Linked DNA regions of Mus musculus: regions 1 and 3 are each linked to region 2. The links are chromatin loops, found by intact Hi-C in ENCODE. Cell type or tissue: heart. All regions are shown on one strand.

Region 1 (4,000 bases), 87 kb before region 2:
TATTGTGCAAGTCTGGAATCTAGTGTTAGTGCCTGTGCAGAGAAAGGCTTCAAGGATCTGTTTGCTGTTTGAGATTCAGGTAGCTTGTTTTAGGAGGCATGGTGACTGAGACCACGTCTCCCCATCTGGCCTTGAGTCCACTCCGTCAAGTTACTCCTGAATCAAGAAACCATGGCTCTGTTTTCCAATGCCATTCCACAGTGACACCAACATTCAAGTTTTTCTCTTTTGTTGTCTTATCCTCTCTTTGCACACATCCCCCCCCCCCCCACCTTTCCACAGGGATCTCTTCCAGGGAGAGCTATCGCTGGTTTAATCAATCTAGGAATCCAGATATCTGACAAGTATCAGAAATATCCCTGTTATATTGCAACCAGTGCTGGGACTTCAGGCTCTGGCTCCCTGCTAGGCAGCCTCTGCTCACACTGGCAAGGCATGGTTTAAAAAAGGAAAGGCTTTCGGCAGCTCTAAAGAATGTGTGGTGACAGTTGAGGCTCAGCACTTTCCGGCTGGGTCACCAGGGCGTCTATTCTGGCATCCCAGCCTCCATTCTGCGTCAAGGGAGAGAGAGAGAGAGAGAGAGAGAGAGAGAGAGAGAGAGAGAGAGAGAGAGAGAAGGGAGCGAGTTAGCCAGGCCCTACCTGGTTGCTGGAACATCAGCATGTTTTGTGGGGAAGTATGCACGGGCAGCGAGCGGGTCTTCTGGACGGAGCTGTGGGTGCGGCTGGGCATGCTGTTGCTGCCCCCAGGGTTGGCAAACCAGAGGTTCTAGGGAGGGACATACAAGAGGGGGGCATTAGTCCAGACCCTGTGGGGATGTGGGGAGGCAGAGCCCCAGCTGGAACTCGGGAGACAGGTATCCCAGGACAGTTTTGGAAAGGCCCATGCTACCCGCCATGGACTTACTGAGAGATGGCTGAGACTGTCCCATTTGAGGCTCATTCACAGGCCTCGCTTTAAGTTTGAGCCACCTTCCCCTCTCCCCATCTCCAAAAGTGTTTTTACTCCATATATTTCTTAAAGGGAGTATGTGTGTGTGTGTGTGGGGGGGTTGTCTTAGAAATACTTGTAGCAAACAGTATAATGAGTTTAAGGCTCTTATTTGAATTTCTTTTTGAGAGTCCCCAAATTTACTCCACACTGAGGAGAAAAGAAAGAGTCAGTACTGGCAACAGGCCTGTATATCATGCAGCTCGTGTGTCCTGTAGTGACCTTGCCTAGAACTGATATCAGGGCTTCTCAGACATGCCCTTCCCATTGGGAGGGACTGCCACCAGCCTCCTCCTGGTGAAGCCTTTCTGTTTTAAAGACAACCTCTCATCAGGCCTGCTTGTATGTTCCCAGGCCCAGGCCAACCTCTATTGCCTCAGGGGGCTGAGGGAATGAACATTTAGGGAAAGGCAAGGTTGGGCTCAGGGGGGCAGAGAGGTCACTGTCAATCTCACAGCAAGGGACAGCCTCCCAAACAATCCTGTGGACTCACCATTGCAGCCGGGACTGTGAGGAAAAAGTCAAAGGAAGCTTATTAAATGCCCACCCAGACCTGGAAGGTGATGGGGTATGTTGGGGGGGGGGCAAAGATCAAGCAGAAGTAGCCCTTGCATGCCTGTCTACAAGGGTCCCAGAGATAAATGTAGCACTAGCTTTCCCAAGCAGCAGACATGAGTTTTTCCGTCTCCAGGGAAACAACGCAAACAGTGATTACCTGACAAGCATAGGCTCAGCTATCTCCTGGTTTAGATTCCCCTGGGGTCTTATCTTTCCATGCAGGAGACTGTCTGGGTTGGAGACATCTTAAAGCCTCAGTCCCTGAGCTTGGTCAACCTCCCTGCTCCCCAGAGCAGAACAAACCTGTCTTCCTTGTTTCATGATGGTGGGGTTGGCAGCGGTGTGGCGCTGGTTGGAGCTGACAAATCCACTGGTGCCCAGGAGACCAAGGCGGGCGGAAGGGACATTCCGAGATGCGATCTGGTACTGTCGTGGGTTCCGTCTGCCCATGCCGCTGCCCACAGAGCTGGCTGTTGGGAGGGAGTTGGACTGCCCAAAGCCACGACTGTGAGAGCAAAGAGAAGAGATCCAGAGGTTCTGGCTCCAGCCCTACATAGCCCAGGCTGCCAGTGGGGTCTCTTGGGGACTGACAAGAGGTTTGGGGGTGCCAATAATAGGCTATGAATCAAACTGTACCTAGTATCTAAAAGCAACAGCACATGCTAAATGTTGGCGCATGCACACTACTCTTAACCCACAAGACAGCCCTATGAAGTAGGCTTCCTAATCTTCACTGCTAGAAAAACTCAGAAAGCTTGAGGATTTTGCTATCGACACACAACCAGCAGGGGGCAGCACTCAAATATGAACCCAAAAGGGGAGCTCAAAGAGTCCCCTGCCTTCTATTCTTGTCTAGTCCAACCTGTGGGTCTGTGCATGAGGCCATGGTGCCTTTCAAGAAGCCACAAAGCAAAATAGTAGGGTCAGTATCTGGATCTGATTCCGTTCTGGTGCGCCTTCCATGATGGCGTGGTTCATTGCTGATCAGGTTGTCTGTAAGCAGTCTTAGATGGAGGACCCGATTGAAATATAAGCTCTGTTAGAAAGGACTGTATGTGTCTTCTTCAGCCCCTTATGTCCCAGGCCCGAGGCACGGAGTCAGAATTTTGCAGAGTAAATGCTGTTTGATATTTCTCCAACTGGGAGGTCACTGCGGTGTGTGGATGACTCCATACACACCTAGGATAGTCCAGTCTCTTCGTTCCCCAGGTCTTTCCTGCAGGGCGGCCCTCACCAGGGCTGGCAAGGCTCCGCTTTTCGGGTCCACGCAGGAGGCTGCTCCCAGCGGGGTCGGATGAGCTCAGCGGAGAAGCCTCCACCAGCCCCGGGCTTCTGGAACCGGACACATTCTTTCCAAGGGAGTCAGGCAGCTTTAGTTATTCAGGAGGGTGAAGGAGGTCTGCGTGGCGGGCAACGGCCACTAGATGGAGCAGAGTCGCTTGGTTGCTAAACTGGGGAGTTTTCGCCAAGCTTACCAGAAGACCCTGCAGATGAGCTGATTTAGCTTAGCCAGTGGAGGTCCAGGGGGCCATTCACAGCAGGTACTTCCTGCGCCAGAGATGGTTGTGTGTGAGTGCGGGGCGGGGGGAGGGGAGGTGGCGTCTGAGGTGGCAATGCAAAAGTTCCCGAGTTCCTAAATGTCTTAGGGAGAGAAGGTTCCAGGCTTTTGAGGCCAAGAAGGGTGTTGTAGAACCCATTCAGAAGAAGAGGTTCTTCTCTTGGGTTCTTGGTCTCTCTGTTTATCTTATCTTCCCTTTCCTCATTGAAAACTGAAAATTAGCGTGAGGCCATTCCATGCAATCAGAGACCCCAGGGAGGTAACTTGTAAAAGTGGCAGCAAGTGTGGGGGGGGAATGGGGGGGGATTTCCGCTTTCAGCTGTTAAGAACAGGTCCTCTGGCTTCTGAAGTCAGAATTTGGGCCACCTGGCAGATAGATGATCAGTATCTGCTAAGACTCCCCCCACCCCTTACTTGGTGTGAATAGATTTTTCTCACTTCCCTCTTTGGCTGGATTTTTAGAAGGCTATTTCTATATGCAAAACAGTAGTGGATGAGTGTTGCCTTAAAATGATCTGTTCTTCCACGAAAGCAACACTGTAGCTTGTAAAAAAATTTTTTTTTGAGACAGGGTCTAACTATGTAACACAAGCTAGCCTCAAACTGCCTTCCCGCCTCAACCACCCAAGTGCTGGGACTACTCAAGAAAATCAGACCTGGATCAAGACTGTATTTTCTAGCCACATCAAGGCCAGAAGGCTCTGTTAGGGCAGTCGGTGAAGAAAAGGAGAACCCTGACATTCCCAAGAGTTAGGACTCAGCTGTTTGGGAGAAGGAGTAAAGCCCAGAGTATTCCGGGGTCTGGGAGGTGGTGGTGGTGGTGGTGGTGGTGGTGGTGGTGGTTACAGTATAGCGGAGGCAGAATTTTGAGAGGCCTTCTTCTTCCTGATGGTG
Region 2 (4,000 bases):
GCTGACCATACAGTCTTGGTTAACGGCATGGGTTGAGAGATACGCATAACATGTTCTGTGACAGCTGACTGACAAGAGTCTATTCTTTCTCCTCAGATACCCCTCCCCCTCAGACAGTAAAGCTCAGGGTCAACAGAAGAAACCAAGCTGGAGCTTCAATGACAAATGGGGACCAGAAGAAGACAGAACCAGCCTTTCCCTGCAAACGTGCTCCCAGCAGCTCGATACCAGCTCCCCCTAAGTCAGAGAGACACGCAACAGATCGCTGTACCACGGACCATGGATCAGTACTGCCCCCGTTCCTCATACAGAAACACAGGTGAGGTTGAGTCACCAGGGGGACGGCATTCAGGACCCTAGTTTTAAGTGCCCAAGCTGTGCTCTAGGGACACCCTCTGGAGGCATCCATTTCCAAGAGCTACTTGGTGGGAGGTGGGGTGGGACAGAGGAAGATGGTTCACAAAGCACAGCACAGTATCATCTGGGCTCGAATCCCCACTGAGCTGTATGCGCTTGGGAGAAGGACTGGCCCAAAAGGTCTAAGAGCTGCTTCAGGGCAGGAGGCCCTGTGTCTGGGAACTCATGAGCCTGTGTTTGACCAGCTTTCCAGATGACTGAGATGTGGGCTTAATTATGTTTGAGAACCACTGACAGGAGGGACCAAGAGAATTGAGAATCTTAGTCTCCATGTTCTCACATTATAATCCCCAGGGGAAGCTAGTATGAAGCCAGGCGAGAAAGGGTGAATTAGGAAGAATTGCTTCAAGAGTGGCGTGGACCTTTCTCTCTCTCTCTCTCTCTCTCTCTCTCTCTCTCTCTCTCTCTCTCTCTCTCTCTCTCTCTCGTGGAGTTTAAAACAATAAACAAGCCATCGAAATGTCACAATATTTCTAAGGCAGGGCCGGCCTCCCTGGTTTTCTATTCATCACCATCTGTCCAGAGAAGAGAGGTACAAAGTCCTTTTAAGGATGGATGGAAGAGGGATGAGTCTGTTTATTTGGATTTTAGTGCACAGTACAATAAGGTGTGACCCAGCCCGGGGTGGCCACAGACACCATGAAGCAAAAAATGTCAGTGCTGTCAATTTCTTTTTCTTTTTCTTTTTTACCCAGACTCCCACCCTCAGAGCATCTACATAGTCCCGATACAGCTCCAGCCCCAGGAGGAGGGCTGGGATGGGTCTGGAGGAAGCCAGGGCGGCCAGAACATTACCTCTAAACAGCTGCTCCGGAGAGCTGTCTGGTGAAGACGTATTAACTCACTGGTCTGCCGGTGAACCACGAGACATGTGGCGAGGGGAGCACAGTTCTCTTGATTAGAGGATCATAATACTGCGCTGCGTTTGAAGGGGAGGGCACAGACGCTGTACAGGTTATACGGAGCTGAAAACATTACACTTGAACCAGATGTTAGGTGAAAGCTGTGTGCGTGGATGGAATGATCACTTAAGGGATTGCTCCATCTCCTCCCTCTCCACTTCGTCCTCCTCCTTTTTCTCCCCTCCTCTGGTGTCTGGTGGGGATAGCCCGTCATTATTGAGTGGCCACCTGAGTATTGTGATGTCAGAGGCCTCAGCCATAGGGAGCAATGCTAAGAAGGGGAGAGCCATCCAGGCTTGCTCCAGCACATGGGTGACGGTGGTATGCACTCTCAGAAAACTTCTACATGCTCTCTGCTTACCTGATAACATTTCACTTCTCAAACACCTCCTGAGCTTATCTTCTCTATTCCAAATCCACTTGGGAAACCAAGGAACCGTGCAAGTTGCCTAAGGTCATACACCTATACCCCACTACGGCTTCAGATGCGGCCAGAGTCCCTGATCACTTGTCCAGGCCAGTCTGGAGGGCCAGGCTGTTATTATAGAAAGTTTCCACACGCCTTCTATTCCTAACGGGCATCACAAGTATTGCTGGCCCACACGCTTCGGTGGCACCAGCAGACTGTCACACTCTTAGTAAGGCACTCCATTTAGGACCGTGACCCACAACATGTTTGCGCTGGATATCAATTTGCTGGCTCTAGATAGTCTAGAGCTGTTTACATCTTATCTCAAATGCCAATAACTGAGCCCAGATTAAGACATCTGGAAATGCAACTTGGATTCAAGAAGAATCACCAATTTAGTTCACACAACCCTAGTCCTACCCTGGATGCCAACAACATAAAAAATCGGGAGGAGGAAGTAGGAAGAGAGCTTTGCTCATAACATAACTGTCCACAGCAGGGACAGGATTTATCTTTTTTTTTTTTTTTTTAAATTCAATCTGGCATTTGCAGCATTAGTGCTGAGGAAACAGAAATGAAACTGAAAGGTGGTGTGGGTGCGCCCTCTGTCTGTCCATCCCCGTGTGTGTGTGTGTGTGTGTGTGTGTGTGTGTGTGTGTGTGTGTATGTGTGTGTGTGTGTGTCTGTATGTGTGAGTGTGTGCGTATGAGAGAGAGAGAGAGAGAGAGAGAGAGAGAGAGAGAGAGAGAGAGATTATCCAGGTACGTTGACCCTGACGTACGTGTAAGGGACTTCAGAGAGAAAGGAAGCAAGCCACTTGGAATCAGACAGGAACGCGGGGAGCAGACATATAACCTTTAGCACATGGCCTGCTCAACTCATCAAGGAACACATCCCAGGTCCTAAATAAAACCCCCGGAAAGCACACACACACACACACACACACACACACACACACACACACACACACACACGGGAAGCTCTGGCTTGGGTATAAACAACTTATTGGCCAGGAGCTAGAGAGATCAACAACAACTGGGGTGATTAGGTTTCCAAATCTGCCATAGATTTCATTCAACCACGTAGTAAATAAAATAAAACTTCATTGTAAATGAGCCTCGGCTGTCCCCCATGTGACAGCTTTTGCTGCCTCCTCATGTGACTGGCCTCCCAATTTAGCGTGTACCCAACTCCCAATGACCTGTAATAACACTATTCCCAAATTAGAGCTCTCGATTTGACTTGGCTTTGGTTCCTCCCTCAAAGCAAAATAAAGCATCCGTTTTCTTATTTTCACATTCATAATACTCCCCCTTGGAGTTGCCAACTCAAACCCTGCTCCAGGCAGACTGAGCCCTCCCTACGGGTTTTTTTTTTTTCCCTTCTTCTTCTGGTTAGCCAAGAGCCTGATGGAAAAACACCAAGAGACAAAAACAAAAACAAAATCAGACGAAAATTCCAAGTAAGTGACATTCAGCTGGAAAAGCTATGATTCACATGCAAATAAAAACCTCCCCGAATTCACTTGCATCATATGATGCAAGCCCCTGGCTTCGACATGAAAAAGGACAGCATGAAATCACTCTCAATTAAACTTACTCCAGAATACTGGAATTCTCTGGCAGGACCTTCTCAACTAATGATAAGAACCCTCCCTTTCTCCTCCCTGCAACAGTAGCAGGATGAAACCAATTTGGAGAGAGCCCAGGGCATCCCCACCTAGGCTGACAAGTCATCCTGAAATCCCCAAAGGGGTCCTGCATCCACGTGTCCCCATTCACCCTTAGACTTCTTACAGCCTGGGAAGAAATCAGGTTAGGGATGGACCTCCCTGGAAAGCTGGAAAGTGCTCTCTTCCCAGCAGACACACACACACACACACACACACACACACACACACACACACACACACACACACACGAAGGACGGTGCTAAGGACACCGGACTCAGCATCCTGCCCAGGATGCTACAGTCCAAGGAAACTGCCACGCCCTGGACAGACCTCCTCAGTCCTGTGCAGAATCTCCGTCTACACTTCTAAGTAATCAGCCTGTGAGTTCAGGCTAAGCCTGGAGACAGTAGTAGATTCGACTCCTCATACTGACATCCCAGCTCTTTCCCATAGAAGGTTCATCTGACATAGCTATCACTTTTCTCTATATGTGGCCTCTAGGGGTTGCAAACTCTGTCTTAAATCATGGGAATATAGAATTGGAAGGGATCTCCTTTACTGGATGCGAATGTCTCTACTAAAGAATTCTTGCCTAAGAGT
Region 3 (4,000 bases), 54 kb after region 2:
ATTTGAATTATTTAATTCGTAAGATTGCGGTATGCCTTCTTCACTCTACATTTAATTATAAACCCATTTATGAGCTACTAAGAAATGGGATTCCTTTCTCTCTACAAATGTTCTTGAATGACAAGCCCCAGGGTCCAAACCATGTCAGGGAGCTGCCTGGGGAACACAGAAGAGCTTCAGGGGTCAAACCTTGCTTTTTAGTCTTGGGGACCCGAAGCCTTAAAGGAAAAACTTCACTCGAAAGTTCTGCTGACACCACTGCTCGTGGTACTGTGTCAGTATCTTTTTTTTTAATTCTTTTGAAGTTTTAGTCTTCATTATAAATAGCACAAGCTTTCTACTATCAATTTGGATGTATAGCATCGTGTAATGTCTCTCTTGACATTTGTCCAATCCCATTCTGCTTCTCATGGGTCTAGTTTCTGCTCATTCAATCATTTCATTCAATAGTACTTAATGGCTACTACATGCAAGTACTGCTGCGTAAACTAAGGACAGAATAGTAAAGCAGATAGGAATGGGCTCACCCTGTATCTCCAGCCTTCCCCAGCTTAATGCATGACACCAGCTGACTTTATGTAGCACATACACATACATATAGCATATAGAGATACGCACACATATATACATACATAAATATAGACACACACACACACATATATGCACACATATATATGTATGTGTATACATATACGCCACCTTTTACTCATACCACGACAAGGGAATGACTCTTCATTTTACAATAAAAGAACATTAAGGAACTAATAAGAAAGACTATTGTCCAAGGTCACACCTCTAGTAATAGCAGAGCCAAGAGAGCAGCATAGTCCTTGGGTTCTCTCTCTGCTGTCTCACTGCCCTTCCCCAGCCCTCTGTACTCAAGCCACCAGTCAAGTGAGCAGGCTCCACCCCTCCAACTCCAGTTCCTCTGGAAATGGTTGGTCAGTAAGTAACTCCCAACTCATCTCCTTGCCGCCTCTTCTTGCCTCCAACTATCTATTGTCTACGATGAGAGGTAATTAAAAAAAAAAAAACACCTTATATCCTCCAATGGGACTAAACATAGTGCCCCATGCCCCTAATCTTATCACTTGGAGGCAGAGGCAGGTCTTCATCAGCTACATAATGTGTTCAAGACCCGCCCAGACTCCAAGAGAGACCCTGTCTCAAAAAAATAAATAAATAAAAGCAACCATACAAACAGACTTCTACTGATTTCTATTGTACTTAAAACACAATCTCGTGTAGAGTCTGTACAAACCTCGCCTTCTCATCTTAACCACAGCCTAGCACCTGCCTCCTCATTGCCCACCTGTGCCTGCACCTGCCTCCTCATTGCCCACCTGTGCCTGCACCTGCCTCCTCATTGCCCACCTGTGCCTGCACTGGCCTTTCCTTTCCTTTTTGCTTTTCCTTCCGTCTTACTTTGTTTTCTTCCTTCCTCTCCCAATATGACCTCTCTACATAGCCCAGGCTGGCCTCAAAGTTTCAGTGACTTTTCTGACTCAGCTCCTCAATGCTGGGCTTATAGATGTGTTTTACAACACTAGCTACTGGCCTACTTTCTAATCTTTGAGTACATAAGGGTCAACCCCAGCTTTTTGTGTTCCCAGAGCTTATGTAGTTAGTTCTCTATTATGATCTGGGATTTAATGTCCATGTTACATCCACAGAGCAGGCTTCCATGACCACCCAAGCTAAAGTATTCACATAACTCTACCCATATATTCAGAATTACACACTATGGCTTGTGGTGGTTTGAATAGGCATGCCCCCCCCCATAGACGCATGTGTTTGAATTCGTGCCCCATAGGGAGTTGCACTATTGGGAGGTGTGGCTTGTTGGAGGAAGTGCATCATTGTGGGGACAGGCTTTGAGGTCTCCTATGCTCAAGCTACACCCAGTGTGTCTCCTGTCTCCTTCTGCTGCCTGCAGATCCAGATGTTGAACTCTCAGCTCCTTCTCTAGTACCAATGTCTCTCTGCCATGTTTCCCACCATGACAATAAAGGACTAGACCGCTGAAACGGTAAGACAGCCTCAATTAAATGCTCTCTTTTATAAGAGTTCCTGTGGTCATGGTGTTTCTTTACAGCAATAAAGACCCTAAGATGGCCTGAAACTATGGATTGGTATAACCTCTTTGAACAGACAAATTGCAAGATCTATCAAAACCTAAATGCATATATATATATATATATATATATTCTCATTTAAGCCAGAATTTTTACCACAAAAATTAATTCTAAGTATAAACATGTACATGTGTGAAATTATATATCAGCATTATTTATTGCTGAATTGCAAAATTCTAGCCATTACCTAAATGCCCATTAACAGAACCTCCTTAAACAGGACTGAAAATTCGTTAGACATTTTCCACATGCCTCACTACAACTTCTGGGAGGTAAACACATACCTTATTTTACATGAAAAAGCACTAAGGCATAAAGAGCATAGAGGTATTTGCAAGTGGTAACCTGGAAGATCAGATCCCACGCTCTTGCTCTCTATGTAAAACCACCTTCCAATACACATTTTTTTCACAGAATTCTATGACCTCAGGTAGTACATGGGCTATTCTCCAAGACAGGCAGTTTAGAAGAAGAAAAAACCAAACCTGACATGTCAAGTTTAACCTCTTGTAACTTTGCTTTTCTTTCTTTTGTTTATCTAGAGAACACAAATATGTATATTGTGTATGAGTAAGCAAAGAGATAGAAGAAACAGTGGGAAGGTAAGAAAAGTAAGAAAAAGCAGCTACCCCAGAAGGGGCTCTCTGGGTGAAGGGCAAGGGCTGGGGAAGACCCATTAATTGCTGCCTGATTTTTATTGTGAGTGCACAAACATACACACACTGCCTGCTCAAACAAGAAAGAGTAAACAGATGGCCAAGCTGAGAGTTTTCCAAAAGCAAAAAGAATATGCGCAAGCCACTAACATATTGCCCGTGGCATTTCTTTCTGTGTCTGGCAGTAAATAGCTTGTTTATTAGGGGCCGCTTATGTCCCCACTAGAATCATTACTTAAAATGATTCGGGTTTTCTTTGCGTGCTAAGGAGGCAAGGCACGCTCAACTGCACTAGGGACTCGGGCTCAGGACACCCTAGAACAGTTTAAGCTGAAAGGGACAGGGCTGTCGGCCATACAGTTCAGTGGCACAGTTCCAACACTATACAGACTTGCAGGGGTACTGAAGCCCTGGATAAAGAATAGCAACTGCTGAGAGCGGAGATAAGAAAACAGCACACAGCACAAGGAGCTTTTGGATTAAAAGTACGCAAAAGTTACTGAGGTGTGATCTAGTAAGTTTCTTGATATGAAGAGTTAAAAGGTACAATCTCAGGCCCAAAACTAGGAGGGACAGCTCTACTCAAAAGTCAAGATGCTGATGAGACAATATTAATAATGAGGAGGGTATGTAACGAAAAGAAGTTAACTCAAGCCTTTAAACATGGACAAATTTAGAAATGCTGTTTCGACGCATACCCAAGTACAGTCATATTTAGGCAGTTTGCAATTTAGAAAATGATCACTGATCGACTCAGTAATGGGAAGATCTGACTTAAAGACCAGATCTATGATCCGGCAATCCCACCTATCGGTATTTAACAAACAGACTTGGAAACAGGACCTGAAGGAGACAGTTATACACCCATGCTCAGAGCAGCATTATTTACGATGAGAGCAACCTGAGTGTCCACAGGTGGGTAATAAGGCAAAGAAAATGTAGTATCATATATATCTACAATGGAATATTACTTAGTCCTAAGCCCTATAAGCCTTCTTATACATGGTACAACATGAACGATTCCCATGTGAAATGAAATAAGACACGAAAGAAGCAATGTTATTGACTTTACTTTAAGGGACCAAGAGCAGCCAGATTCATGGAGGCAGAAAGCAGATGATGGCTGCCATGCTGTAGACTGTGTGTGAGTCTGAGCATGTGGAAATCAGACGCAACCTCAAGGGTTGGCCCTTGCCTTCCGTTTTGTTT

The links. Peaks named below come from ENCODE experiments on the same cell type or tissue, not always from the same donor. Only the 100,000 strongest peaks of a DNase experiment are listed, where the experiment ranks them.
Region 1: a loop joins it to region 2, with 5 times the contacts of the local background. A loop is called at or near these places in 13 of 42 quality-filtered maps.
Region 3: a loop joins it to region 2, with 2.2 times the contacts of the local background. A loop is called at or near these places in 2 of 42 quality-filtered maps.

The regions. Positions count from the first base shown.
Region 1 is chr14:47,085,812-47,089,811 of GRCm38, reverse strand. It overlaps Samd4 (sterile alpha motif domain containing 4), which reads right to left. Exons shown (of 13, transcript NM_001037221.2): 10 at 1,852-2,053; 11 at 642-768. Among named protein-coding and RNA genes, the nearest start is that of Gm10371, 28 kb to the left of the region's middle. In heart, CTCF peaks have their summits at 2,323 (motif pointing right) and 2,948 (motif pointing right); DNase peaks (open chromatin) are centred at 635, 1,931, 2,371 and 2,871; H3K4me3 peaks cover 854 bases; H3K27ac peaks cover 3,933 bases.
Region 2 is chr14:46,998,854-47,002,853 of GRCm38, reverse strand. The region is part of intron 2 of Samd4 (sterile alpha motif domain containing 4); the gene reads right to left. Gm52121 (a long non-coding RNA gene) reads left to right here. Exons shown (of 3, transcript XR_003951145.1): 2 at 97-319; 3 at 1,113-1,251. Among named protein-coding and RNA genes, the nearest start is that of Gm52121, 7.3 kb to the left of the region's middle. In heart, a CTCF peak has its summit at 2,281; DNase peaks (open chromatin) are centred at 1,873, 2,573, 2,933, 3,383 and 1 weaker place; H3K27ac peaks cover 527 bases.
Region 3 is chr14:46,945,189-46,949,188 of GRCm38, reverse strand. The region is part of intron 2 of Samd4 (sterile alpha motif domain containing 4); the gene reads right to left. It overlaps Gm52120 (a long non-coding RNA gene), which reads right to left. Exons shown (of 2, transcript XR_003951144.1): 1 at 1,325-4,000; 2 at 1-1,293. Among named protein-coding and RNA genes, the nearest start is that of Gm52120, 2.8 kb to the right of the region's middle. In heart, no CTCF peak of the experiment used is centred here; no DNase peak of the experiment used is centred here; H3K27ac peaks cover 354 bases.